Regions from separate parts of the Mus musculus genome. Here regions 2, 3, 4, 5, 6 and 7 are each linked to region 1. Evidence: chromatin loops called from intact Hi-C (ENCODE). Cell type or tissue: left cerebral cortex. All regions are shown on one strand.

Region 1 (4,000 bases):
TCAGTGGGGTGCTTGTAGCTTGGTTGGTGGGGTACTTGTAGCTCAGTTGCCTGGCATTCATGAAGCCCTGGGCTCTGTCCCTAGCATGTGGTGGTACACACGTGTCACAGAGCACTCAGGAGGTGCAGACAGGAGGATCAAGAGCCCCGATGTCGTCATTAGCCACATAAAGAGTATCTGAAGCTTGCCTAGGCTATAGGAAACGGAGTCTCAAACAACACAGACGCTTCTTCTTCCATGGTCAGCGGCACTGTGGATGCTTGGGGCTGGGTCATTCTTGGTCAGGGTCTGTGTCCCTGCAATAGTCTCCACCAATTCTGATGGGCAAAAGGGATAGCTTGTCCTCAGCACAGATGTCCTGGCTTAGGGGTTCCCAGGGACCCTGGAGACTCTGTGCCACCCAACCACCTGCTCCCACTGAGGTCCTGCTCACATGGAAACCCACACACTAAGCCACGAGAGAAAAGAGGGTCAGTCCCCTGTCCCGGTGACATATTCTACTCCAGTAAATGTTTAAGTGTCCCAGCCGGGCAGTGGTGGTGCACGCCTTTAATCCCAGCACTTGGGAGGCAGAGGCAGGCGGATTTCTGAGTTCGAGGCCAGCCTGGTCTACAAAGTGAGTTCCAGGACAGCCAGGTCTACACAGAGAAACCCTGTCTCAAAAAGTAAAAAAAAAACAAAAAAAAAACCAACAACAAACAAACAAAAACAAACAAACAAAAAAAAGCATCAGTGTCCCCAGGTGCTGGAGACACTACTCAAAGTTGTCCTCTGTAGGGTGTCCTTGACCCTACAGAACACAACAGCTTCTACAGTCTCCACCCCCATGCCAGAAGCACTCCCAGAGTGACAGCTGCACATGTCCCTAGATGTCACCTAGGATCCCCTGAAGCGTGGGGTAGGATCACACTAACACATCTTGTTTCTCAGAGTAAATGTCACACTCGAAGTCCTCAATGCTCTGAGAAGTTTCTGGACTTCTGAGCTGCAGACTGTGCAAGGAGAAGCCTCTAGGTCACATCAGGGGACACTCCTGCTGAGACACAATGTGAACACACTGTGACAAAGCACTGGGCATGTTTGGTGTTCTGGCAGCTGCTATGACCTTGTGAGCCAAGCACCACAGACCTGTATCTCTGTGGTGTGTTCCCAGGACAGCCTGTCCACAGAGGCCCAATAACAGCACAATTTTAACACACCTGGAACAGACCCGGAGGGTGAGCAGCCAAGGGCGTGTGTGTGTGTGTGGAAGCCAGAGATTGAGCCACCTGCACAAGGGCGGTTCCTGACAAAAGGCACCAGTCATGTTCCCAGCAAAAATGTCCCCAAATTGCAAGAAAAATGGGAACTTGAAGAAACACCTTGTACTGGGGCTGCTCCGGGGCTCCGAGCTCACGTGGATCCCCCGAGCGTCAAGGTTTTATGGAGAAGGGTTCCCGAGCGGCTCTGTGGCCATGCTATTTTCTCCTGACATCCCTGGGTCTGCAGGGTGCTGAGCTGACTGTGTCCGCTGACTTTGTGACAGGAGCTTCCCACCCACATCCTGCCACATGTTCTCGAGCTTCGTTTTGTCCATGGGGTTGGGGGGCATGGAGTGGTGATTGTCACCCCAGGATCGTGGACGGCGGAGTCAGCCTCCACTTTTCCTTTTCCAAGCTTTGTATGAGATACACAACCCATTGACGCCTCCCCTGTGTGCTGCGGTGCAGAAACGCACGGATCTCTCCTGCCCCCTAGTGGTCACACGTGGTAACAGCAGACATTGTTTGCTATCCCGGCCAAACTTGCACAAAATGATGAGGGAGATGGCTCAGCAATAAATACACTGGTCATCAAGCCAGAAGACCTGAGTTCGACTCCCCATCGGGAAAGGAGAGGCCAGGCTCCTACAAATTGTCCCGTAAATTTCCATACATGCTTCAGGACATGCGCACGTGCCCACATAAATACATGTAGTAATTTTTTAAAGTGCCGACACTGGAATGAACTAACAGCTCAGTGGTTAGAGCACCAGCTACTCTCACAGTGTATCTTGGTTAGTTCCCAGTAACCACATGACAGCTCACAAACACCCATAAATCCAGTTCCAGGGGACCAGGCACCCTTACTCAGACACAAATGTAGGCAAAACAGCAATGCACATAAAATTAAAATAAAAAAATTAAAGATCCTGGGTGTGGTTGTGCACACCTTAATCCCAGCACTCAGGAGGCAGAAGCAGGAAGATCTCTGAATTGAGAGACCAGCCTTGACTATAGAGCAAGTTCCAGGACAGCCAGGACTACATAGAAACCCTGTCTCAAAAAAATCAAAAAGGCCAGGCAAAGGTGGTGCACGCCTTTAATCCCAGCACTTGGGAGGCAGAGGCAGGCAGATTTCTGAGTTCGAGGCCAGGCTGGTCTACAGAGTGAGTTCCAGGACAGCCAGGGCTACACAGAGAAACCCTGTCTTGAAAAACAAACTCAAAATACCAAACCAAAACAAAACAAAAAAAGACAAAGAAAGAATAAAAAATTCAGGAGTTATCTTTCAGCCCACTCTGTGTGGAGCTCCTGAAAGAAAGACTGCTTCTTCTGCAACAGAAAAGTCTTCATATCAGGAGCTCCTTGGTAGGTCCCCAAGGTCAGGGACTCAGCCCTGGAGGCTTCTCTGTGGGGCACACTGAACCCTAAGTGACACCCACAGCCTCATGTCCGCCCCACATCGGGGCTTCTCCATCATGCCTGCCACGATGTGCCCTGATGTCACACGGGGTACCCTGACAATATAAAAGCCAAATTTAATGTTTTGTTTTTTGAGATAAGAGCTCACTGGGTAGGCCAGGCTAGCCTCAAACTCACAGAAATCCTCCTGCCTCTGCCTCCCAGGTGCTGGGACTAAAGGCATGCGCCACCATGCTGAGCTGACCTTTTAAATTTTCCTTTATTTTTTAGAGAGAAAGGTGGCCCAGGTTGGTCTCAGATTCCAATTCACTTTGAAGCTGCGGATGACCTTGAACTCCAGATCCTCCTGCTTCCACTTCCGGGTGTTGGGAGACAAGAGCGCGTGACTGCACCCAATCCCAAGCCCTTGTGTGGTTATGTTCTGGTGGGGTGAGTCGCACAATCAAGTAGTGCAGACGTGGCTTCTAATATACTCTTAACATTTGGACAGACATACAGACGAAAGTATTCTTATACTTTTTTATATCTTCAATGAAATGTGTGTCCCTACATATGTGTGCAGTATCCGAAGCACCCAGAAGGGGTCGTCCTGTTTCCTCCGGAGCTGGAGTCATAGAGTTGGGAGCCCATGTGTGGGTGCTGGGACTTGAACCTGGGCTCTCTATGGGAACAGCTAGTGCTGTAGCCACTGAGCCATTTCTTATGCCCCATGGTGGGCATTTGTTCAATTCCAACACTCAAGGGTCTACCAGAGAGAATTTGTGGCCACAATCAAGGAAGGCTGTGCTGGCACAGGCCCTAGCATTCAAGAGGCAGAGGCAAGAGGGTTTCTGCAAGTTCCAGGCCAGCCTGGACTACATAATGAGACACTTTCTCAAAACAAAACATTAACAGCCCAGGCCTGGCCTCAGTCTGTTGCCAGGTGATCTTCCAACACGACACACTGCCCTCCCTTCTGAACTGAGAGTCCAAACAAATTTTTTCTTTATAATGGCTCCAGCCTTAGGCAGTTTGTAACAGTCACAGGAATCAATTAAGACGATGCAGCTCATACTCGATCCTGAGCCTCAGCAAACCTTTTCCCTTCTAAAGCAGCTGCAGCCTTGGGCACTTTGACACAGGCACAGAAACAGACTAACCTCGCAAGTTTTCAACAGGACTGGTAGTCAAAACGAAACCTTTTCTCCTCAAAGTATCAATCTTGCAGGTTTCCTCACACACCCAGAAAACAAAGCCAAATCTCAAAGGCACATCACGACTGAACACATCCAGCTTTTAGGTCTAAGGAGCCTCAACCCATGAGTTCAGAATATGGGGTGCAGGGAACATGGGATGTG
Region 2 (4,000 bases), 180 kb before region 1:
CTGGAAACAACCTAAATGTCTCTCAACCAAAGAATGGATACAGAAAATGTGGTACATTTACACAATAGAATATTACTCAGCTATTATAAAGAAAGACATCATGAAATCTGCAGGCAAATGAATGGAACTAGAAAATATCATCCTGAGTGAGGTGACCCAGTCCCAAAAGCACATGCATAGTATGTAGTCACTGATAAGTGGATATTAGCCATTATATACAGGAACCATGTTACACTGTACAGACCCAAAGAAGCTAAAAAGGAGGGCCCGGGGGAGAACGCATGAAGTTCACTCAGAAGGGGAAATAAAATAGACATTAGTGGTGGATGGAAGGATGGAGGGGGCAAGGAGGGGTACGGGAAGGCGGTCAGATGTTGGGGGAGGGGAAGAGGGTTGGAAATTGATGGGGAGACACCTCTGGGACCAGCTAGAGGCCTGGGACAGGTGAGGTTACAGGAAGTCTATGGGGGTGACCCTAGCTGAGATTCCTACCAGAGGGGATATAGAGACTGAAGTGGCCACCTCCTGTTACCAGACAGTTTCCTTAACGTTTATTTATTTAGTGTAACTTCATGTGTACGTGCCCATGCTATAGAGTATCTGTGGAGGTCAGAGGATGGCTTGTAGGCTCTAGTTCCCTGGCTTATCCTTGCAGCCTGTGAATTCCAGGGACCCACCCACCTCAGGTCACTGAGCTTCCTGGGTACAGATGCTTGGCTACCAGCCAGCTAGATGACAGAGTCTTACTCCATAACTCTGGATGGCCTGGAATCAGGCTGGCCTTGAACCTGCAATGTTTGCCTCTCAAGCCAGATGACAGGCATTCACCTCATAGCCAGCATTTGTTTTTTGTGTGTTTTTTTTTCTGTTTTTCTTTTTGTTTGTTTGTTTGTTGTTTTGTTTTGTTTTGTTTTGTTTTTGAGACAGGGTTTCTCTGTATAGCCCTGGCTGGGAGTGCTGGGATTAAAGGGATTAAAGGTTTGCACTACCATGCCCGGCTTCAGCATTTGTTTTGAGACAGGGTCTCCTGTAGCACAGGCAGGTCTCATGTAGCTCACTATGTAGCTGAGGATAGCCTTGAACTCCTGACTCTTCTGCTTCCACCTCCCAAGAGGACAAATGACAGGTGTACACGACCACAACCAGCCCTGGGTCCTTAATGTTTTTGTCGAGGTCTTGGGCCGCAGGTTCCCTGAAGAAAATACTCGGGTGTCACATGGCACCCACAAGATTGTTTTTTGGTTTTGGTTTTTCTGAGACAGGGTTTCTCTGTGTAGCCCTGGCTGTCCAGGAATTCACTCTGTAGCCCAGGCTGGCCTTAAACACAAAAATTCTCTTGCCTCTGCCTCGGATTGCTGGTATTAAAAATATTTGCCACACCTGGATGCTTTTAATATTTTTAAGTTAAAACTTTTTGTTAGGGGGCTGGTGAGATGGCTCAGCAGTTAAGAGCACTGACTGCTCTTCCGAAGGTCCTGAGTTCAATTCCCAGCAACCACATGGTGCTTCACAATCATCCGTAAGGAGATCTGGTGCCCTCTTCTGGTGAGTCTGAAGACAGCTACAGTGTACTTACATATAATAAATTAAAAAAAAAAGAAGTATTAAAAAAAACCCTTTTTTTAAAACTGTGTGTGTGTGGTGGTGTTGTTGCTGCTGTTGCGGCTGTTGATGATGACGACGATGATGGTGATGACGATGACAGTGATGATGGTGATGACGATGACAGTGATGATGGTGATGACGATGACAGTGATGATGGTGATGCTTTTGGAGCCATTGCATCCCCTGGAGCTGGAGTTACCCGTGGTTGTGAACCAGCTGACGTGGATGCTGGGAACCAAGCTTGAGTCCTCTGCAAGGGTTTGGAAACAACTAAGAACAGAGCCAGCACTGTTGCCTGTGACTGGTGCATCCTATCCACTCCCCTCTAGGATAGGATGATTGTGGTTGGAACACAGATGAGGGCATCCTGACCAGTCCCAGAGAAGCAGGGCCTGAGTTCGAGGCCAGCCTGCTACAAATAAATAAGTAAATAAATAAATAAATAAATAAGTAAAAGCTAACCAAAATATAAGAAAACTGGAAAGATGGGATTCACGGGGCTGGGTTTGGTGAGGGAGGGACAACTCCAAGGCTGAACAAACACAAGCAACCATTGGTCCTCCACTCCCCCGCCCCTTCTCTCTCTCCACCCCACTCCTCTGTCTCCTCCTCGCTTCTCTGTCTCTTTTTTGTCCCATTATATAGACTGAGAAAAACAATACAAAATAAAATATTGTGAGTAGAGATAGTAGCGTTTACTGGAAAACACCTCCATGACTTAAGATCTGCCAGCTCCCTTTGGGTTCCTCAAAACTACCTCTGTCCTGTGTGGAGATACTCAGGCCTTCTCCCCATGCAAAGGCTGGGCTAGGCTTTATCTCTGAGCAGAGTCTGGGGTGGGTGGGGACAGTTGCAACAAGCCTTTGCACCTCCTGCCCGCCTTGCTGAGCCAGATCAAGTCCTTGAGGTACAATCTCTTCAGTCCTCTTGCCAGTCCAGGCATGAGCTCAGCCTTCCTTCCCCCTCTTAAGAATTGTTACTTTTTTATTTTTTGGTTTGGTTTTTGAAGCCTAGCACCACTCACTCTGTAGACCTTATCAGCCTGGAACTCAGGGATCTGCCTGGGTCCCCTTTAAAAATAGATTAAACACATGAGCTACCTCGACTTGCCTTTTTGTGTATCTCGTTTTCTTAGGTATTTTCAGACAGAATCTCACACTGTAGTTCAGGCAGGACTCCAACTTACAATAATCCTCCTGTCTCAGCTTGTGCTGCGATGCCTAATCTCAATTTACTTGTTTGTTTAAATGACATGTGTTTGTTTTGTGTGTGCTTGTTTGTAGACATCCAGGGGGAGCGGTTGAGAGGGGTCAAAGGACAATTTTGGCGTCAGTTTTTTCTTCTACCATGTGAGTCCCAGGTCAGCAGGCTTGGCAGCAAGCCCCTGTGCTTCTGCCCCTTGCTCTTTCTGCCCTGGTTCCAGTCTGTGGACACACTGACATAGTGACCCATCTCAGCAGGTCTGCAGACTGGATTCCAGGGGGCATGCTGGATCCTGGGTCAGTCCTAGCCTTTGGAATGCTGAGGCAGAAAGACAGTTTCAAGCCTGAGTGGGCTCTAAAGTAGACCATATTTTAAAACCTCAAATACAGGCTGGAAAGATGGCTTAATGGGTAGGGATGCTATCTACTAAGTCGGAAGACCAGAGTTCAATCCTCAAGACCCATCTGCAAAAAGCTCTGAACCTACTCATCTGAGCTTTCCTCTGACTTCCACACAGGTGTGGCATGGATGATGTATGCAGTAATTAAAAAGGCAAAGCAAAACTGTTTACCTGAGGTGCTTATTCAAATAGGAAAACATCTGAAGATTCAGGGATAATCCATGAGGATCAGGGTGGCCCTGTTTAGACTCTCCTAGTGAGGGGGCTGGGGGCGTGGTCAGGGGTAGAGCCCTTGCCTAGACTCCCCCAGTGAGGGGCTAGGGGCATGTAAACCCCCCAGGGACAGACTAAAGAATATGTTGTTAACTCCAAATTTTCTTTTCTTTTCTTTTCTCTTTTCTTTTCTTCTTCTTTTTTTTTTTTTTTGTTTGTTTGTTTGTTTTTCGAGACAGGGTTTCTCTGTATAGCCCTGGCTATCCTGGAACTCACTTTGTAGACCAGGCTGGCCTCGAACTCAGAAATCCTCCTGCCTCTGCCTCCCAAGTGCTGGGATTAAAGGCATACACCACCATGCCCGGCTAACTCCAAATTTTCTTAATGTTGATAAACTAGAACAGCAACTAGGTTTTCAAAAAAACTGAACTAGGCCAGCCAATATACTATGAAGATGTGTTGGCATTAAAATAGAAACCTACAGTAGTTTTAAGATAGAGACATGGTTATGTTTATGTATCTACAAAGAATAAAAAAAATAGTTACCAGAAAAACTTATAAAAATTAAATCAGACCAAG
Region 3 (4,000 bases), 120 kb before region 1:
CATGTTTACCCCCAACAAACCCTACTTACAGACCAAGTGTCAGGGTAGACTTGGTCTCCCAAAGCCAGGATCCTGGTCCCCTGTTGAGGATCAGAGCTGACCAGGAAGTAGTCTGTGTTCCATGGCCTGCATCTACCTCCTCCCCATTTTTGGCTACAATGTCTCACTTGGCAGTCCAGCCTTGCCTGGAACTCATAGAAATCCCCCTGCCTCAGCTTCCTGGATGCTGGGATGACAGGTGTGTGCTACCATGCTTGGTTCTGGTGAAGCAGTTCTTGGTAGCCTGGTCTCCCCAGCTCAGGTCTCCCGAGGTTCACAGAGTTGCATCAGCCCCTTTTCAGGGCTCTGTGTCTGTGGGCAAGGCAGCTCTGCAGTAATTACTGTGGGAAGGGCTGAATGGCATGGCATGCTTAGCACTCACTAAGAGCAAGTCCTCAGGGAAGGGATGAGCAAGGGGTGTGTGTGAGCACAGTAATGCGTGTGTGCTCGTGTGTGCATGCCTGTGTGCACACACACATGTGCATGTGTATATGTGTTATGCACACACATATCCACATGTGTGCATGCATGTGTGTATGTGCACGTATATGTATGTGTGCGCATGTGTGTATGCATATGTGTGCATGAATGTGTGTGGGTGTGTTTGCATGTGTGTGGTCGCCTGTGTGTGCATCTGTGTGTACATCTGTGTGTATGTGGACTGTCACGGAGGTCTCCCCTGCAGCCCGAGGCCGAGAGCTCACTGGTCAGAGCTGCAGCATGGCTCCTGTCTCTCACTTCAGTGATGATTTGGGGATATGGTTGCGTCTCACCCAGAATCTCTGTAGCTTAAGTGATGTCATAGTGGGGCCACTGACCTGTCCCCTCTGCTGTGCATGGCGGTCACAAGGGTCTGAGTGGCCATTTCAGGCAGATCAAGTCTCCTTAAGGATGGGACAAATTGGCTTGGCCTCAGCCTTGGGATACCAGGATTAGCAAAGGGTGCACTTGGGTCCACATGGGTGTCAGGGAATGCTGGGTGCATGCCTGTCACCCCTGCACTCTGGAAGTGGAGTCAGTTGATCAGGAGTCCAGGGCCAAGTGTGGCTGAATGTCAGATAAATCCTTTGTCCATTTTTTGTTCTTTTTCTCTTGCAGGTGTCTAGCTGGAGCTTACCTTTGCCGAGCCATGGAGCCCACTGCACCAGACTTACAACTTGTGCCAGAGGTGACAAAGGCTGTCTCTGTATCTGCTCCAGACCCTGGCCCTTGTCGAACGGCTGTCATCGCAGTGGTGGGCATCAGCATGGCCATCGTGACCCTGGGAGTCCTTTCAGGTAAGTGGCAGGAAGAAGGCCTGGGTCCTCGGATGCAAAAGGACATCCCAAGTGTCAAAGGGCTGACCTTCCAGCCAGATCCAGCAGTGGCAAGGACAGGCTCTGGGGTCCAAGAATATGCTGGGTATGCAGGAAGTGTTTGCAATGACAAGAAGGAGCGGGTGGGCGGGCAGTCCTGTGGTCGAATGGGGAGGGAACAGATATGTCAGTTTTGACAGCTTAAGGCAGCAGGAGGGTCAGGCAGGACTACAGGGGTGTGGCTTAGGAGAGGCTGGGCTCATGCCTGTTAGCATGGTGATACAGTGATAATGGGTACAAACTGGGGAACTTGTGTGGAAAAAATTTAATTGGCCAGGCAGTTGTGGCATACACCCTTTGATCTCTGTGAGTTTGAGGCCAACCTGGTCTACAGATAAAGTCTAGGACAGCCAGAGCTGCACAGAGAAACCCTGTATTGATAAAAGATAACAGAATACATTGATAATTGTCCTACAGTCCCCAACTGTACTAATATGTATTAAGCTTTTCTGGACGGGCTAGGTTACTGCAGTCTGATGTGGCTGAATGCTGCCCCCTAGTGGCTGTGCCTGTCACGTGCAGTAGCATTCTCATCTCCCCTCGTGCTCTACCCCTTTGAGGGTTTCCTGTCAGTCCAAGTGGCACACAAACCTTTGCGATCATTTTTGAGGGATTTTCCTGGTTTTTGAGAAAGAGAAGGGTCTGACGTAGCCCGTGCTAGCCTCAAACTCTCACTGCTAAGGATAACTTTAAACTCATGGTCTCTGTCTCATTCTCCGAAGTGCTGGGACTAGAGATGTGCACCACCATGCCACCACCCAGGGCCAATGCCTGCAGGGAGTGCTCTACCCACTGAGCGATACAGCCCATTGGGATGATCCCTCTACCCATGAATCCACAAATCCATCCCGACGGATGGCTAAGACTCAGCACCCACACACTATCCGTTTGCTTCTGTTGTGTTATTTTGTTTTTTGTTGTTGTTGTTGGTGGTGGTTTTATTGTTTTGTTTTGTTTTGTTTTTTGTTTTTTTGAGACAGTTTCTCTGTGTAGCTCTGACTGTCCTGAAACTTGCTCTGTAGATCAGGCTAGCCTCCAACTCAGAGATCTGTGTACCTCTGCCCCCTAGGGGCTGGGATTAAAGGCGTGTACCACCACTGTCTGGCAGATTTTGTTTTTTAAATTTTATTTCTGGGGCTAAGAGATGGCTCAGAGGGTAAGATCACTGCACTTTCAGAGGTCTTGAGTTCAATTCCTAGCCCCCACATGATGGCTCAAACCTTCTATAATGCAGGAAGAATGCTGTATTCATAATACATAAGTAAATCTTTTTTTATTACGTATTTTCCTCAATTACATTTCCAATGCTATCCCAAAAGTCTCCCACACCCTCCCCCCCACTCCTCTATCCAATAAATCTTTTTTTAAAAAAATTTATTTCTGTGTATGAGCTTTTTACTTGCATGTATGCCTGTGCGGCGCATGCATGCAGTACCCACGGCCGCCGGCAGAGGGTGCAAGGCACACTGGACCTGCTATTATAGGCGGTTGTGAGCTATATTGGTGCTGGAACCAAGTCAGGCTCCAAATGCCTGAACTGTCTCTCCACCCCCTAATTTACTTGCTAAGGGTAAAAGGCTCTCGTGTTGCTCTTTTTTTTTTTTTGGTTTTCCGAGACAGGGTTTCTCTGTGTAACCCTGGCTGTCGGGAACTCACTCTGTAGACCAGTTTGGCCTCGAACTCAGAAATCCGCCTGCCTCTGCCTCCCAAGTGTTGGGATTAAAGGCGTGCGCCATCACTGCCCGGCCGTGTTGGTCTTAAATACCCTGACACCACAGTGTCCGTGTGGCAGCTTCCTGAGTGGAGGAAACTGAAGAGTCAGAAACTCCCTTTAGGAGAAGTGGTGGCACAGGCAGGGCCAGCTGGGGCGGGACGGTTGTAAAATCCAAGTCACCACAGCCTACAGAGCAAACCTGCTTCAAAAGAATGAAAAGAAGAGAGGCTGGGAGATGGCTCAGCCCCCACACAGGGACTACCTCGCCAGACACCAGGGTCTCCATCCCCACACAAGAAAAAGCCAGGTGCAGTAATGGATGCTTGTCATCTCAGAGTCAAGGACACAGGGGCTCCTCAGGTTCCCTGGCTGGTCCTAGTGGAATTGGTGCTGAATTGGTGAGCCGCTGTGTTCAATGAGAGACCCTGGCTCAAACACATGATGGAGAGAGAGGGAGAGGGGCCGGGGTGGGGTGGGGAGTCGATTTGATGACCTGACGTTCACATGTGTCACAAACTGTCAAAGAAGGCATGCCAGCCTGGAATGTGGCCTCTGGATAAATTGTACAAAGGTTCTGGTGTCTGCCAGCTTACTCTGTCCTCTGCAGGAGTCACTGCCCCATCCTAGGAAGGAGGTTGGGACACTGTAAGACCTCCTGAGGGACTGTGACCTGTGATGTCACTGACTCAAGTCAAGGAAGCTGACTTTGGGGACAGCCCATGTCACTTTATACTGTCTCTGGGAGTCCTCAGGACAGCCTTCAGCAGAGACTCAATGCTGCTCCACCTGGGGAGTCAGGTCCTGTGTGTATGGAGGCTCGGCAGGTGAGCCCCAAGCCCACAGTGGGGCTGTCTCACCAGGCACCCGTCTTGTCCGCAGCCTTCTTCTCCGC
Region 4 (4,000 bases), 160 kb before region 1:
CCCTACTCCGAACCTTCAGCTTTCTTGGCTTTGAGATTGTGAGACCCGGGCATCCCCTTGTCCCCAAGAGACCCGACGCTTGCTTCATGGTCTACACTCTGGAGAGAGAGGACCCGGGTGAGGAGGACTAGGTGCCAGCCCTGCCCAGTGTCCCTGTGCCCTCTCCTGGGTTAGTCCACATGTCGTGATTGTGCAGAATAAACGCTCACTCCATTAGCGGGGTGCTTCTTCGAGCTGAATGCTGTGTTTGTCACACTCAAGTGTTGGCTTTAATTCTAAATAAAGGTTTCTATTTTACTTTTTTATTGCTGTTTAAGATGGTCAGGTGACCTATGCTATAGCAGTCTCCTTTGAAGTCTGGAAAAATAGTGTCACCTCCCCTGGCTCAAATCCAATAAAGTGATCTCGTTCATTGGCTGTGTCTTGTGTCCTGCTGCTGGGTCTAGGTTGGGCCCCTGGTAGCTATGGCCCAGAGAGGGTTCAGTCACTCCTGAGTCTATGCTTAAATGGGTGGTAGGGCTGGGGTGTTGTGGACATTTGAGAAGCTATGGGGTCTGTGACTGCTCCTCAGGCAACTGGCTGAAAGTGGCTGAGGTAGAACAGCATCACCTTTGGGGGGTAGGGTGGGGAGAGGCTGGCCAGGGGCTGTGTGTGCTCAGCTACCTGAGCTATAGACATGGATGCTTTGCCCACTGGAGCAGTGCAGGAGTGGAACTGGGTTGCATACAGGGTATAGGAGTTAAGATGTGGCATTAGTGTTTGCAGTGGATTAGTGCCAGCATGGATGAACCAGGGGATGGGCCAGTAAACTGGCAGGCCTGGGGGTGCTCAGGAATAGGACAGGTCCCACAGCTGCTGCTGTGTAAGCCCCTCCACCTCCATTGCTGTGGTGTGTTTGGGAAACTAGGACACAGAATAAGCTCTGTCCAAGAAAGGGACTAAGGTAAGACTGTAGTGTCATTTTAGGCTATTGAGATCCTACTGTGTGCAGGCTTTGTGTGTCTCATGGAGCCTACAACCTCAGGGACAAGTGGACAGACCAGGAGAATTTGGCTACAGGAAGCAGTGGACAGACCAGGAGAACTTGGTTATAGGAAGCATGTGGAAGTAGCTGGGTAGGGAGTGTTGGAGGTGGTAGGAAGGCCGAGGTTAGACTGTTGCAGTGGCCAGGCAGACCTGAGAATATCTTCCCCCTCCTGTGCACATGGGGGTACTGTGGGATCACACATCCTGCTGTCCAATTCCAGAAATAGCTGCCTATCTTCATGGAGACCTGAGCAGGGACAGCAACACAACCTCTTTTGTTTTCAGGTAGCCTTAGTTTCCTTTGTGGTCAAATATGACCTAGAATTCATGATCTTCCTGCTCCTGAGTGCTGGGGTGATGGGCATGTTTCACTACCCCAACTCTTTTTGTTTTAATTTAGTAGTAATGTACGGTTGCCTGGGGATCCTGGTAGATTGTAGTCAACATGGTCACACTGCAACACCAAAAGCAGCTGTCAGGGTCTTAGGAACTCAGCTGTGTAAGAGACACCAATCAGAGATTGTGGGTGTTGTACCCCAGATGGGTTGGCATATTACCAATCAAGGACCTGATAGTTGAAGCTTTGTGGGACAGGTCAGATGCATGCTCCCTGTTCCCCAGTGTACAGTGTTCCCTCACCATGGCCTCTCTCAGAAATACCAACAAGGCCATATGCCTGTTCTCCCAGTACCTAGAGGGCTTGAGTTCCATGCTAGCCTGGTTTACACAGTCACACTGTGCAAAGCGAAAAGGCTTGAGGATAATCTGAGGACCAGGAGCGCCCTGTGAGCTTGACAACCCTTTTCATTCAGAAACCTCAGGTAGGAGACAGTCACCTCCTGAACACGTTTCAGGGGAGGTACCATGCTCCCAAAAAGGTGTGGTACAGGTGGTAGCAGACATATGCCCTGTAGCCTCCTTGGGTAGCAGGAGCAAAGAGGCTGCTAAGTGACCAGCCCGACTGCCGGCCTCCCCAACAAAACCAAAAGACCCTGCGCTCACCACCACCACCCCGCCCCCATCTCTCACTTTCCTGCCTCTTGAGACAGTCTGTCTCACTGTGTAACTCTAGCTGGCATGGAACTGGCTGTGTAGACCAGGATAGCCACAAAGATCCACTTGCCTCTGCCTCTCCAGTACTGGGGTTACAGGTGAACACCACCATGCCTGGCTACTTTTATTGTTTTTAATTTTATGTGCAAGTACGTGTGTGCCATGTGCGTGGAGTTGCCTGAGAAAACGATGGGCAACTGGAGCTGGAGTTAACAGACTTGTGTTGGGCCAAAGTCTGCTGTGTGTACTCTTAACCACTGACCAATCTCCAGCTGGCCGAACGAGCCAGCTCTTAACCATGCACTTCACCTTTGAGCTCTCTCCAGCCCTTGACTTGTGATGCTCCTGATAAACTCAGGGTTTCACATGCTGGTCACGCCCCCAGCCCCTCATTGGCGCATTCTAGGCAGGGCCTCCAGCTCCTGACCACGCCCCTAGCTTCCTCAAGGGGATTTTAAGCCGGCCCTCTCCACTTACCACACCTCCAGACCCTCACAGGGGATTCTAAGTGGGAGCTCCACCTCTGACCACACCCCCGTCCCCCGTTGCTGGGGTTTCTAGGTGGGGCTGCCTCAGTATCCCAAATAGCTGGGATAACAGGCTCGGACCACAAGTTGGGAATATGTTTTCTTGTTTGGACCATTAAAGTGCCCCTGTTACAGAGCTTCTGCCTTCTGGCCTAGAACAGTGAGCGCCCAGGCTTCTTTCTGGGCCCAGGGAGCTGCTCCAGCCAGTCTCCTGAGTGCTGCCTGCAGATGGTGAGATGAACTGGCCAGAAAGGAACTGCTATTTCAGTAGCTACCTGTGGGTGACTAGAGTTGCTCTTGCTGTCCTGGGGATGTGGGGGCACATGTACGCAGTGCATGTACACAGGTAGGTTGGAAACTGAAGTTGTTTGCTCCAAGGACCCTCCAGTCCCAGAGAACTCAGCCCCTAAGCTGGGCAGGTGCCTGTAGCAACAACCCAGGACCCCTTGAAAGAGGAGTGCCAGACTTAGGCAGATAAACCAGACCCAGAGTGGAGCTGGACCTTCCCAGGACTACCCCTCACCTCTAGCACCCTGGAGGATGGAACGTTGTGGGAACAGAAACCAGGAGGTGAGATTCTGAAGTGAGCAGGCCTAGGGCAGGGGCAGGGGGGGGGCAAAGATGGGCATGGTGGCTTTCACTTGTCACCCAGCACCCCAAAGGGGGTGGGGGGAAGCGCAAGAATCTGGAGTTCAAGGTCAGCTTCAGTTACATAGTAAGTTTGAGACCAGCCTGGGCTACATAAATTTCTGTTAAAAAATAATGGCTCAAATAATAAATGGTAAGAATGCAGGCTGGGGTCTTTTAGCCAAGTGCTCCAGTGACTTCTATTTAGGGAAGAATCCGGCAGAGGCAGCTCAGCCTGGGCCTTAGCTTCCCTGGGTTCCTGTTGGCGGGCCACTCAGGAAGTCCCGGTGCCTCTGTCTAATCCAGAGAACATGGACTGTCCTCAGTGAGCTTCCCAGCCCTGTCCTGCCCTGCTGTTTGGCCATGGGAAAAATCACTGTCACACACCTGCTGGTAACACCAAGTGTCTGAGGTGCTGGGGATAGAATCGGCCACCTGCATGGGAGGTGAGCCCCAGCTTCAGCCCTAAGTCCCGTTTGTTCATAGCTGAAGCTGGCCACCTGTCCTGCCTCCAGTGCTGGGCTGCCCTGTGCATCCCCGTGACCATCATGACCGACTCTGCCGCCCGCAGCTTCTCCCCCAGGTCACCCTAGCTATCAGAGCCACACAGCTTCCCAACCTCAAAGGAGGGACCCAGCCACTCCAACAACCACCCCACCCCTTCTATGGGAATAATAATATCTAAACGTCTGACTTTTGTATTAAATCAGCTTGTTTAATTGGATTTCAGTCAAACACAGCAGGTGAGGATAGAGGTTGTTGGGACT
Region 5 (4,000 bases), 250 kb before region 1:
ACACCATAGTGCACATAAAATCCCTGTGCTTGATGGCACTTGGCACGAGGATCCAGAGTCAATTTCCAGATCCCAGTGGAGGTTCACAACTGTGTGACTGCAATTCCAGGGGATCCAAGCCCTCTTCTGGCTTCCACAGCCAACAGGAGAACACGGAGATGTGGATATACGTGCCGGCAAAACACCTACACACAGAAAATTAAATAAATAAACAAATAAATAAAAGGTAAAAATTTTAAGTAGTATTTTATACATTTTAGCTAGGCAAAGGACCACTGAGGTCCCAGCCTGATTGACATACTGAGTTTCAGGGCACAGTGCTCAACAAAGAGACAGTGTCTCAGTCAGGTGAGCATGGGGGTGTGGTGGCTCAGGAGGCCAAGGCAAGAAGATCAGAGACTGCAACACACAACAGACAAAATAAGAAAGGCCAGGTGAAAACGTTAACCTGCCATCCACACTGAAGAGATGCAGACAGGAGGATCGGAAGCTTGGGTTTTATTTGGGCTGCAAGGTGAATTTAAGGCCAGCCTGAACTACATGAGACTAAATTAAGTCAGGTATGATGACCCGGGCCTGTCATCTGCCCTGGGAGGCAGAGGCAAGGGGTCTCAGTGGATTTGAGGCCAGCCTGGTACATAATAACTTAGGTCAGCCTCAGCTACATAGAGACACACTGTGGAATGCAGAGGGTATGCCCAGCAGTCAGTAGTCTTGGGTTCCACCCAAAGGAAGCAGAAACTTCTGGTTTCTGTGGAAAGTTAGTTATGTCAAATGATGGTTTGCTGGGGCTCACAGGTGAGGGGATGTTTTGCTATAGCAGACACATGAAAGAATGGATGATAAAGGAGTATAAATATGACCCCACAGCCAGTGGGGCTCAAGCATTGATTTGCTTTGCTCTGCCTTGCTATCCTTGGCTAATGACACACATGTCTTGGTTCACCTTACATTGAGTTGTTGAGCCCTGCTTGTGATGATACCAAGGAGAAACTTGCCAAAGAATTAATTTCTTTCTTTCTTTCTTTCTTTCTTTCTTTCTTTCTTTCTCTCTTTCTTTCTTTCTTTCTTCCTTGTTTTTTGTTTTTGTTTTTGTTTTTTGAGACAGGGTTTCTCTGTATAGCTCTGGCTGTCCTGGAACTCACTCTGTAAACCAGGTGGCCTCGAACTCAGAGATCTGCCTGCCTCTGCCTCCCAAGTGCTGGAATTAAAGGCGTGCACCACCACGCCTGGCTGCCAAAGAATTTCTTATGCGGTTCCTGCAGCTTCTTGCAGCTTCTGTGGCCTCATGCCGGTTGGGGAGCCTTACAGTTTCTTCTGGATTGAACTGGCCTTGCTGGTTCTTGTGTAATGCTGGTCGAGAAGACTGGGCTGCAGCTGCTGATTCACATTTGGTGTTTCGATAAGGGACTGGACTACTGATATTCTAACAAGATTGGACATGCCTCCAAAGAACTGTTTCTAAACAGTTCTCGATGAAGAGGCAGGGGAATAGTTCAGGCCAGCCTGGGCTACCTGACACACCAAAACAACAAACAAAGCCATTGGGGTTACTTGAAGGCAGAAGAGCTTTTAACAGACCAATCTCACAGCACTGGGACTTCAGGAAATAGCACATTCCTCAGTGTGGCCAGCAGAGGGCAGTGCTTACCAGGCACAGAGGTGCAGCAGCCTGAGCTGGTGGACCTGGTCAGAGATTCAAGACTGTGTTATTAATCACACGGAATACCTTCACTTATCCATAAGCAGTCCTTCCACCTCCCCATCAAAAATCTATGTACCCTGCCAGGTGTGGTGGCACACGCCTTTAATCCCAGCACTCAGGAGGCAGAGGCAGGTGGGTTTCTGAGTTCGAGGCCAGCCTGGTCTACAAAGTGAGTTCCAGGATAGCCAGGGCTTCACAAAGAAACCCTGTCTCGACCCCCCCCCAAAAAAAACTAAATAAATAAATAAATAAAATCTATGTACCCAATCTATCCATCCACCCACCCTACCACCCACCCGTTCACCACCCACTCATCCACCCACCCATCCACCCACTCAACAACATACTAATAATCTACTGTATTCCAACTTTAGCAATGAGCAAAGATCAAGGAGACATTTAGAGAAAGAAGAAAGTTCTGAGAAAAGCAGGCAGGCAGACATGGGAACAAAGAGTTCAGAGAGGCTCAGGAATGGTGACAAAACTCAGACTCAAGCTTGTCCAGGATGGACAAGGTCCTGGGTTCAAGTTCAAGCAGAAAACAAACAAAACCAGCTCAGCCTGTGAAGGAGCAATGAGGGAGTGAGGGGGTGTGCAAGCTGATGAGATACACTGGCTAGCAGGGGCCACAGGAGCCACGGCCTCACAGGAGCTTCTCTGTGGGTGGGAGGTACTCAGCAAGTTTCAGGTCAGCCAGAGCAGCATAGTGAGCCCCTGTCTCAAAGCAAGAAAAACAAAGGAATTCCTAGAGGAGGGCTCACTCTGAAGAGATGTCTCAGCAGTTACGAACATTTGAAGCTTTTCCAGAGGACAGAGATTCAATTCCCAGTACCCACATGGTGGTTCACAACCATATATAACTCCAGATCCAGGGGATCCAAGTCCTTCTGACCACCATGGGCCCCAGACACACACAGATGTACATGCAGATAGAACACACATGCACATAAAATGAATAAATCGAAAAGAGAAAATAAAAAGCAGGTTGAATGTAACCATCTTCCCATTTAAAAAGTCCCTGATGCCTCTCGCCCCTGGAGAAAAAAAACCCCTGAGGTCCTCTGGTGTTTCCCTGGCCCAGGAGCCCCTTTAAGAGGGCGGGTGAGAATGAAGGAAGCCTCCCACAGAGAGCGTCTGGAGCTCTCCTTGGTGCTGAAATTCCTTTGGTCTGGCCACTGAAAGCATCCATCCCTCCCACCCTCAAGGAACTTGCTAATTCCTGTTTCCTAAGGATTCTCAGCGACAGCCCAAGATTTGCTGTGCATACGTGTACAAGTGTCCATGTGTGAAGGTCAGAGTTCAACCTTGGATCTGGTTCCTCACATCACATCTAGCTCTTGAACTCGTGGGTCAGACTTGGCTGGCTGGCTGGCCCCAGGGATTCCAGGAATCCTCCTGTCTCTGCCTCCTTAACTCTGAGATCGATTAAAAGTGTGCGCCACTATTTCTGGGCCTGTTGTGGGTTCTGAAGATCAAAACTCTGGCCCTCAAGCCTGCATGGTGGCCACTTTACCACCTGAGCCATGTCCCTAGCTCTCTGGGATTTGATTATTTAAAAAAAAAATTAAAGAAAAATCAGGTGTAGTGAGTGTTGCATGCCATTAATCCCAGCACTCCGAAGCAGATCTCTGTAAATTCAGGGCCAGCCTGATTTATGTAGTGAGTTCCAGGACAGTATAGCCCTGGCTGTCCTGGAACTTACTTTGTAGACCAAGTTGGCCTCGAACTCAGAAATCTGCCTGCCTCTGCCTCCCGAGTGCTGGGATTAAAGGCGTTCACCACCACACCTGGCAAACAAATACTTTAAAACAACTCTTCATTACATTTATTTATTTATTTATTTATGGTGTGCATGCTTGCTTGTGTGCGTGTGGAGGTCAGTGGGCATTTCCCAGAAGTTGGTTCTCTCCTATCCATTGCCAGGGTCTCAGCATGCCAGCATTGCCATTGATCAGACTCCAGCATGCCAGCAGCAGCTCTGCCGAAAGCATCTCTGTAGCCTTGGTTGGTTTTGTTCTGAGTAGGTTACATCAACTTGAGACAGCTAGAATCATCTTGGAAGATAGAGCATCGACTGGGTAAAGGCCCTAACCAGACTGATCCCTGGGCCATTTTCTTGGCCGAGGTCCAGTAGAGTGAACTGGCCACGGGGGCAAGCCATTCTGCAGTCCTCCTCCATTGCCTATGCCCAAGGTCCTGCCTGCCTTCAGGTTCCAGGCCTGAATTCTCTTGGTGATGCGCTACACCTGCAGGATGAAATATTGCTTCCACTCCCAGCACCTTTGCTCAGGGTAT
Region 6 (4,000 bases), 67 kb before region 1:
CTCCCCACTGGCCCTCTCTCTCCTCATCTGCATTTCTTCCCTCTGTTCTGGCGACACACACCTCCTGGATGCTATTCCAACAAACTCTGTCCTGCCCCAGGTCCTTTGCACAGGTCACCCTCCTTGGCCTTTTCATGTTCCAGAATCAGTTTGGATGCCACCTGTCTAAACTCCACCTCCACAGTTCCTGGCAGCAGCAGGGTAGGCTTGGCCTAGTATGAAAGGGGCTGCTTGGCCCCTCCTCTCTCTCTTACCTCTTGCCCTCTTGCTCCCCATTCCCTTCCCCCCACTCTCCACATGGTCAAGGCCGGGCCCCACATCTCTATTCTCTCCTTTTCTCTGCCTTTCTCTGCCTCTACTATTCTCTCAACTCCCTCCCCATGCCCTAATTAAACTCTATTTCATACTATACTATACCGGTGTATGTCCGGTCCCTCGGGGGAAGGGCTGCCTGGTCATGGGCCTGCTGAGGCATCCCCCTCACTCACACCCCACCAGAACATATTCTTACAGCTCTTTCTCTTTTTGTGATCACAACCCTTTGGCTGGGGCTCAGTAGATAGGGCTCTGGCCTAGTGTATCCAAGGGCCCCAGAGCATGGTATAAATCAGCTGTGGGGGCCCATGTAACTCACGACAGCAGGATTGTCAGGGGCTCACACAGTTAAGTAAGGTCAGCCTGGGCTACATGAGATTCAGTCTCAAAAAAGAAAAAAATGCTCTGGGATCCCTCCAGGAGTCTAGGCCCTTCCTGGTGGCCTCCTGACCACAGCCAAAGCATCTCCTCTCAGGAGCTCCAGCCTTTGTCTTGGCAGTTCCCACGCCCCCGACCCTATTTCCGGTTTTGTTGTGAGAGTCCTGTAGTGCCCTGCCCCAACAGACCCTCCCCTCCTCCTGACCTTTCCTTTCTCTGTCTAGCCCAGCTCCAACTCAGGGTGTCTTTCTAGAAGTAAGGCCTCTGGGATTTTGGTTGTGTTTTAATCATTCCTTTTGACTTTCTATGTGCATTGGTGTTTTGCCTGTATGCATGTCTGTGTGAGGGTGTCTGGTCCCCTGAAATTGGAGTTACGGATGGTTGTGAGCTGCCATATTGAACCCTGTTCCTCTGGAAGAGCAGCTAGTGCTCTTAATCTCTGAGCCATTTCTCTGCCCCTGCTGTTTGTTTTGCTTTGTCTTGTTTTGGTTTCGTTTCGTTTTGGTTTTTCGAGACAGGGTTTCTCTGTGTAGCCCTGGCTGTCCTGGAACTCACTCTGTAGCCCAGGCTGGCCTCGAACTCAGAAATTCGCCTGCCTCTGCCTCCCAAGTGCTGGGATTGAAGGCGTGTGCCACCACTGCCTGGCAACAACCAGTGTTCTTTAAGGCTGAGACATCTCTCTAGCCCCACCCCCAGGTTTAAAACAGGGTCTCATTTAGCCCAGGCTAGTCTCAAACTCACTACATAGCCCTGGATGATCCTGACCTACTGACTGATCTTCCGGTCTCTTCCTTCCTAGGGCTGGGATGACAAATGTGTACCACCATAGGGTTCGTGTGGTACAGGGGTGGAAAACAGCGCCTCACACATGCTCAGTACGTGCTCTGCCATTGAACCATTGCTACAGTCCAGCAGCCAATTTAGACTATTAAAATACACATCTAGTAAAGTTTACTTATTTGTGTGTGAGGACACAGTACACTTTGGAGTAGGTACGGAGATCAGAAGACAATTCGCAGGAGTCAGCTCGAACCCTCCATCCTGTGGAGGATGTCTTGCCCTTCATGTTTGATATTTAAAATACTGTATGTATAGATTATTCCAGGTTGGGCTATAGCGGTATGTAGATATTGGTGATGAGCTTGCTAGGCATCACGAAGTCCTGGATTCATCACCAGCATCGAAAAAAAAATTAATAAAAAAAAAATCGCTGGGCAGTGGTGGCCCACGCCTTTAATCCCAGCAAGCACTAGGGAGGCAGAGGCAGGCGGATCTCTTGAGTTCGAGGCCAGCCTGGTCTACAGAGTGAGTTCCAGGACAGTCAGGGCTATACAGAGAAATCTGTCTCAAAAAAAAAAAAAAAAAAAAAATCATTCCAAGTGTTCTCTCCCCCTCCCTTTCCGGAAGCTGCGTGAGCAGAGACCTCATGAGGCCACCAGGTGTCGCCGCCGCGCCTCTCACGCCAGGGACATTTCGCATGCTGGGTGGGTGGCGCGGAGGAAGCAGGATGCGTCACCAGACCCGGGATCGGGGGATCCGGGGATCCGGGGAACCGAGCCGCGCGGCCGAGGCCAGGACCCAGGCTGGCGGAGGAGGCGACTCAGGGTGATTCACCGGGAGCCCCCGTGCACCGTGGGAGAATCCCACGCGGGTCTATCTGCCTCGCTCGTGTCCTTGCTGTCGACTACCAGCCCTCAAGCTGTGGCTTGGAACGCCCTTGGAAGCCTCAGTTTCCATTTTGCATAATGCAGATATCAATTCCTTTGCCTGACAAATCTTGGAAAGATAAATGACACGCGTGGAAGAAGGGGCTTGTGCTTCATGCTACGCACTACAAAAATGCCAGGGACATAAGAGCGGCTGCCTTTCAGTCACCTCTCCCCGGGTCAGTACCCTTCGGGTTTTGCCACTTGGCTTCCCCCTCAGGGGTTAAGTGTGGCGAATCGATCTGAGGATAGACGGTGAGGCAGCCGGCAGGGGGCAGGGTCACTCCGCAGAGCGTCTGGAGGGCTCTTCACCTGCGCCTCCCGTGCACACGTGAAATTCTCGGGGTGCCGGGAGGAGGGAGAAAGGGTTCCGGATCTCTCCCCCTGCGATCCCTTAGTGCTCTGCAGCCAGGACCCCTGGGGCACCGCCAAGCCACCTACCACGACCACTAGGAAGCTTCCTGTGTGCCTCTCCTCCCGCGACCCTGGCCTTAGAGGGCTGAGCGTTCTCAAAGCACCTTCGTGCTGGCGATGCTAGGGTGCCTTGGTAGTTCTCACTTTGGGGAGAGGATCCCACCGTCCTCAAACTTACCAAACGTTTACTGTATACCCTAGACGTTATTTAAACACTCTCCAACTCTACAAGGCCGGCAGAACACTTAGTAAGCCTCCTGGCGCATGCACATCCCTTCTTTCAGAGCTTGGGAAAGGCTAGGGACTCTCCGGGGACAGCGAGGGGATTCCAGACAGCCCTCCCCGAAAGTTCAGGCCAGCCTCTCGCGCTGGAAACCCCGCGCGCGGCCTGCGTAGCGCGGCTGCCGGGAAATCAGGAGAGAAACTTCTGTGGTTTTTTTTTTTTTTTTTTTTTTTTTTTTTTTCTCTCTAGAGCTCTCTCTCTAGAGCTCTCTGGCTTTTCTAGCTGTCGCCGCTGCTGGCGTTCACGCTCCTCCCAGCCCTGACCCCCACGTGGGGCCGCCGGAGCTCCGAGCTCCGCCCTTTCCATCTCCAGCCAATCTCAGCGCGGGATACTCGGCCCTTTGTGCATCTACCAATGGGTGGAAAGCGCATGCCTCCAGTGGCCACGCCTCCACCCGGGAAGTCATATAAACCGCTCGCAGCGCCCGCGCGCTCACTCCGCAGCAACCCTGGGTCTGCGTTCATCTCTGTCTTCTTGGATTAATTTCGAGGGGGATTTTGCAATCTTCTTTTTACCCCTACTTTTTTCTTGGGAAGGGAAGTCCCACCGCCTCCGGAAGGCCTCCGACACTTCTGGTCGCACGGGAAGGTTTTTTTGCCTCTTGGGTTCGTATCTGGACTTGTACTTTGCTCTTGGGGATCTTCCGTGGGGGTCCGCTGTGGAGTGTGACTGCATCATGACCCTGGAAGAGCTGGTGGCGAGCGACAACGCGGTTCAGAAGTGAGTACAACAGAGGCTGAGGTCTTCTCGCCCGCCGCCTGAGGTCTGCGGGGCTGTCATCGGCTAATCTCCCCATTTGGCCTTTTAGGATGCAGGCGGTGACTGCCGCGGTGGAGCAGCTGCTGGTGGCCGCGCAGCGTCAGGATCGCCTCACCGTGGGGGTGTACGAGGCGGCCAAACTGAT
Region 7 (4,000 bases), 240 kb before region 1:
TGTCACCTTTTGATGTTCATGGGCAGGTGCTAAAAAGAACCCTAGGAAGTCAGGGGGAGGTTGGCCCTTGGGTTTGGGTTGTCCCCCCACGTTCGTGGAGTGGTAGGAGGGCTCCGAATAGTTGTTTCTTCATGTCAGGGTGCCCGGCTGAAAGAACCTGAGAAGTTAGAGAGGTTGTCATCTCAATTTGTACCTCATGTGTCGTTTGACGTTGGTGGATTGGCCTGGAGGTACATTGGAATGCTGGAGCAGTTGTTTCTTAATGTTGGTGGCATGGCTAGAGGGGACTTAGGGAGTCTGGAGGTTGTCCTCTCATGCTGGTGGGTAGAGCTGGTGCGACTCTGCAAAGCTGGAGGTGTTATCCCTTAAAGTGGAAGTGCCAGAGGCAAGTGGGTTCTGAAGTCCAGGAGGGCCTGCGGAGGTCAGTGTACTGTCCCCTTGTGGCCCTTTGTATGCTTTGAGTAGAAGATACAGCAGTGGGGTTCCCTGGTGCTGCTGAGTTCACATCCTCACTGGGGTCCCAGGGAACATGTGTGTCCTGGGATGCCCTTGCACCTGTCCTCTGCCTCTTCGAATTAGGCAGCCCTGTGTGTCCTTGAACATTCCCACAAGTGTCCACTCAACTCTCCTGAGGTCAGCAAGATGGCTCAGCAACAGTCTTATAATCTGAGTTCCATGTTTGGGACATGGGCAGAAGGGAGAGTACCAACTTCCACAAGTTCTCTGACCTCACTGTGTGCACAGACACAGCCACTCACAAATGTAATAGGAATTTTGAAATATCTGTTTGTGTGTATGCTGGTCATGGTGGCACACACTTTTAATCCTGGCACTTGGCAGAGGCAGGAGGAGTCCTGACCAACCTGGTCTATAGTGTGGGTTCCTGGTTGGTGGTCTGCCTACAAAGAGTCTGAGAAATTGGGGAGGCTTGTCCCTCTTCTTACCACGACTGGAAGGACTGTGGGAAATGGGAAAAGTTGTCCCCTGGTGTTGGTGGAGTCTGAGAGGTTGGGAAGTCCGGGAGGTTGTCTGGTGAGGCTGTCTGGAAGAGCACACTCTTTAGTACGTTCCCTCTCAGAGTTGGCTGTTCTGACTAGCCACCCTTCGCAGGGCAGTTCTGTGAGTTGTGGTCACAGTCGAGGTGCAGCCTACTTCAGCCACCTCAGCCTCCCCTCCACTGTCCTTCTGTCATTTGCCTCCCACTTCCTTGGCTGTCACATTGTGTTCTCTGCTAGCAGCTTTTTCTAGAAAGTCCAGGGAATGATCAGCAACTCTGCAGTGTTCACCCGGGAGAATGTGTCTGAGACTTGCCCACCCACGCTGTCTGAGGGTTTGAGGCTGCCCCTAGTTTTTCTTTTAGCTGGGCAGCATCCTTTGGGCAGTGAGCCAAGTTTGGTGATGATTCTGCCAGTCATAGGATGCCTGTGCTGGCCTAGTGTTTTCTTTTTCTATTGTTTCTTTGGTCTTGTTATATAGTGGCTGACCTGGAACTCATTCTGTAGCTCAGGCTGGCCTTGAACTTGCAGTGATATCCAGCTTCTGCCCCAAGTGCTGGTTGGGATGATGGGCTTGTACCCCTGTGGTGTGTGTGTGTGTGTGTTGGGGATGCGGGGAGTTTAGAACTCCAGACACCTGCAGTAGCCTTGTTCAAGCTGAAGCTGTCACTGAGGAGACCAAGAAATGGGCTGCTTGGTCTGTACTGAGTAGACAGTCACCAGGCTGTATCCTCAAAGTTGTCATATATGAGTTTGAAGGGTTAAAAAAAACTACCACAACCTTGTTGGTGCCCATTTGAATGGTGCTTCTAGTTTGCCTCTGCCCTGTCCCCTGGTGATGAAGGCTGAAAGTTCACCCAGTGACGCTGACCCTTTCATGTGAATCAGGCCTTCAGTTGAGCCTGGCGGGAACTGGCTTTCCAGTGGCGGGTGGCTGGGAATGACCGCCCAGTGCCTTTCCCTTGCTGGCCCAGATCTCATTTGGCAAGGTTGGCTCTGCTGGCCCAGCCCTGCTCCTGACATCTGCAGGCACTTTCCAGCTGTGGCTGTCACATTGCTCTCCATCCAGGAGCCAGCAGGTGGCAGGGTAGGGGTGGTTAGCTCTCTCAAAGCCTGAGCAGAGCAGCAGCTCCACAGTGCCCTATTCTAGTACCATGTTCCATGGAGAGTTCTGCTTCTTAGGAAGCCAGAACCTGGCACACACCAGTGTCAGACCTGCCATGCTAGCTCCCAGGAAGTGGCGGCAGAGGGATCAGGAGTTCAAGACCAGCTTTGACTATATAGTGAGTTCCATGCCAGCCTGTCCCACATATTGGGGCGCATCAGACTCTTGTTTCAGGTCCCTTCCCCCAATCAGGCAAACACAGAAAAATCTGTTGTGCTGTGATCCCATTACTGAGGCATTGTGTGCCCACCCACCTACAGGCCTTCCCAGTCTATTCTGTTTGTTTTGGGATGGATGGAGTCTTAGCATAATCCAACTGGCCTTCATCCTCCTGCCTCCTTCAGAGTCCTGGGATGCCAGGTGTGTGCCACCAGGTCTGGCTTTATAATCCTTTGTAAAAAGCACCTGCAAGCTACCTTTGGTGCCCCTGGGGCACAGAGGATAGAAAGACATTCATCACTGCAGGCTCTGGAACTTGACAGACAGATTAGGAACTGAGTGTGGCAGTCATGGGCCTGGGCTGGTGGCCCAGCTTCTTAGAGGAGTTGAGTAGCCTTGTGTTCACACTCAGAAATACCCAGTTTGGAGACCAGGTTTGGACAAGTGACAGGTGGGAGGGGGACACCATCCTTATAGCAGTTTAGGGCTCTGGAACCTCACAGAGTAATCCCTTTGGCAGAAGTGATGTAGATGTCATTTTTAGCTGTTTGCTTGGCAGGCAGCTTAGGGGACAAACCTGAGAAGGAGGACTAGGGTGGCCTTCCTGTTGGTGACTCAGTAGGCCATGTGTGGTGGCGTGTCCCTTCTGATGAGTTCAGGAGTCCCGTGGGTGGCTGGGTGAGTCGTGCTGTGGGTAGAATGAGCCAGCCCCAGCGTGACTCAGAAGGTATTTTCTTCTGCTGACCTTTTCGGATAAGTGTCCAGGCTAATCTGTGCTCACGTGGGCAAAGGTGGGTTGACCTTTAGCCTGCCTATGTGGGCCAATTACCTGTTTCAGCAGGGAAAGGATGGTAACGGTGGGCTTCCATGTGTGGCCAAGGGAAACATTGGCTCTGTACTTGCCTTTCAAACCCACTTACTGATGAGAGTAGGGGACTGCCCGGAAACCACCAGCTGGGTGAGATGGTCTGATTCTGTACCCAGGGCAGTTTGGCACTCACCATGTAGCCCAGGCTAACTTCAAACTTAGAGCAATCCTGTCTTTTTCTCTCAACTGCTATGAATATGGGTATGAGATGTCCTGCTGGCTTCAAGTTACATGTGAGGTTAAGTGATGAGGACAGACCACCTCTCCCAGCCTCCCTGCAGGGTATGTGACACTCTGTTAGGTGTCATTACTTCTGTCACATGGAAAGGTTAGCCAGCCATTCTCATGGGGTCTGTCTTTAATTGACACTTGGTGATGCCTAGTGATATTTGTGGTTGCCATAATTGGGAAGAGGGAAAACTTGGGCACTGGGCTCCTGCCGAGTTGGGTTCTGGATAACAGAGACACAGGTCTGCCACCCCGTATCTCAGATTGGATAAGTGGTCTGTTTGTTGGAGCAGACCTGTCCTTTTTTCCTGGGGTCCTCGTTATGCAAGCCAAGCTGGTTATCTTTCCAGAACATTGGTGTCCAACCACCTGACTGTTGGTCTGTTGCTAACTTAACCCAAACACAGCTGTCCATTGTATGTGGACACCAGCTCTGGGGTTGAGATGTGATAACCTTCTGAGGTCCTACACAGGCTAAACTACTGCAGGCTGCTCTGCTGGTGGTGTGAGTATGCTGGGGCATAGGCAGGGTAGGACTGTTCAGGGAGGGAGTGTCAAGCAGTTACTGGAGCATCTGCCTCCTTC

The links. Hi-C counts contacts between places; a loop is a spot of excess contacts. Peaks named below come from ENCODE experiments on the same cell type or tissue, not always from the same donor. Only the 100,000 strongest peaks of a DNase experiment are listed, where the experiment ranks them.
Region 2: it touches region 1 in a loop (3-fold over the local background); 24 of 42 quality-filtered maps call a loop at or near these places.
Region 3: it touches region 1 in a loop (6-fold over the local background); 29 of 42 quality-filtered maps call a loop at or near these places.
Region 4: a loop joins it to region 1, with 2.8 times the contacts of the local background. A loop is called at or near these places in 15 of 42 quality-filtered maps.
Region 5: a loop joins it to region 1, with 3 times the contacts of the local background. A loop is called at or near these places in 26 of 42 quality-filtered maps.
Region 6: it touches region 1 in a loop (6-fold over the local background); 41 of 42 quality-filtered maps call a loop at or near these places.
Region 7: a loop joins it to region 1, with 2.4 times the contacts of the local background. A loop is called at or near these places in 26 of 42 quality-filtered maps.

Annotation. Positions count from the first base shown.
Region 1 is chr10:80,993,692-80,997,691 of GRCm38, forward strand. All of the region lies in intron 2 of Gng7 (guanine nucleotide binding protein (G protein), gamma 7), which reads right to left. Among named protein-coding and RNA genes, the nearest start is that of Gng7, 19 kb to the right of the region's middle. In left cerebral cortex, CTCF peaks have their summits at 1,739 (motif pointing left) and 3,237 (motif pointing right); a DNase peak (open chromatin) is centred at 1,721; H3K4me3 peaks cover 368 bases; H3K27ac peaks cover 525 bases.
Region 2 is chr10:80,816,634-80,820,633 of GRCm38, forward strand. No RefSeq gene overlaps it. Among named protein-coding and RNA genes, the nearest start is that of Jsrp1, 5.1 kb to the left of the region's middle. In left cerebral cortex, a CTCF peak has its summit at 1,552 (motif pointing left); no DNase peak of the experiment used is centred here.
Region 3 is chr10:80,878,648-80,882,647 of GRCm38, forward strand. It overlaps Tmprss9 (transmembrane protease, serine 9), which reads left to right and starts at 1,169. Exons shown (of 18, transcript NM_001081688.2): 1 at 1,169-1,316; 2 at 3,988-4,000. The coding sequence starts at 1,169. In left cerebral cortex, CTCF peaks have their summits at 1,892 (motif pointing left) and 2,839 (motif pointing right); DNase peaks (open chromatin) are centred at 1,893 and 2,855.
Region 4 is chr10:80,828,874-80,832,873 of GRCm38, forward strand. Oaz1 (ornithine decarboxylase antizyme 1) reads left to right here. Exons shown (of 5, transcript NM_008753.4): 5 at 1-417. The coding sequence ends at 131. Lingo3 (leucine rich repeat and Ig domain containing 3) reads right to left here. Exons shown (of 2, transcript NM_001013758.2): 2 at 3,928-4,000. Among named protein-coding and RNA genes, the nearest start is that of Mir1982, 2.1 kb to the left of the region's middle. In left cerebral cortex, no CTCF peak of the experiment used is centred here; a DNase peak (open chromatin) is centred at 2,480.
Region 5 is chr10:80,745,963-80,749,962 of GRCm38, forward strand. No RefSeq gene overlaps it. Among named protein-coding and RNA genes, the nearest start is that of Ap3d1, 5.7 kb to the left of the region's middle. In left cerebral cortex, a CTCF peak has its summit at 1,631 (motif pointing right); DNase peaks (open chromatin) are centred at 1,638 and 2,869.
Region 6 is chr10:80,926,544-80,930,543 of GRCm38, forward strand. Gadd45b (growth arrest and DNA-damage-inducible 45 beta) reads left to right here and starts at 3,548. Exons shown (of 4, transcript NM_008655.1): 1 at 3,548-3,816; 2 at 3,905-4,000. The coding sequence starts at 3,773. In left cerebral cortex, CTCF peaks have their summits at 2,119 (motif pointing right) and 2,682 (motif pointing right); DNase peaks (open chromatin) are centred at 2,183, 2,625, 3,417 and 3,967; H3K4me3 peaks cover 1,766 bases; H3K27ac peaks cover 1,622 bases.
Region 7 is chr10:80,755,874-80,759,873 of GRCm38, forward strand. The region is part of intron 1 of Dot1l (DOT1-like, histone H3 methyltransferase (S. cerevisiae)); the gene reads left to right. Among named protein-coding and RNA genes, the nearest start is that of Dot1l, 2.7 kb to the left of the region's middle. In left cerebral cortex, CTCF peaks have their summits at 381 and 2,054 (motif pointing right); DNase peaks (open chromatin) are centred at 356, 1,300, 2,058 and 2,902; H3K4me3 peaks cover 1,498 bases; H3K27ac peaks cover 2,726 bases.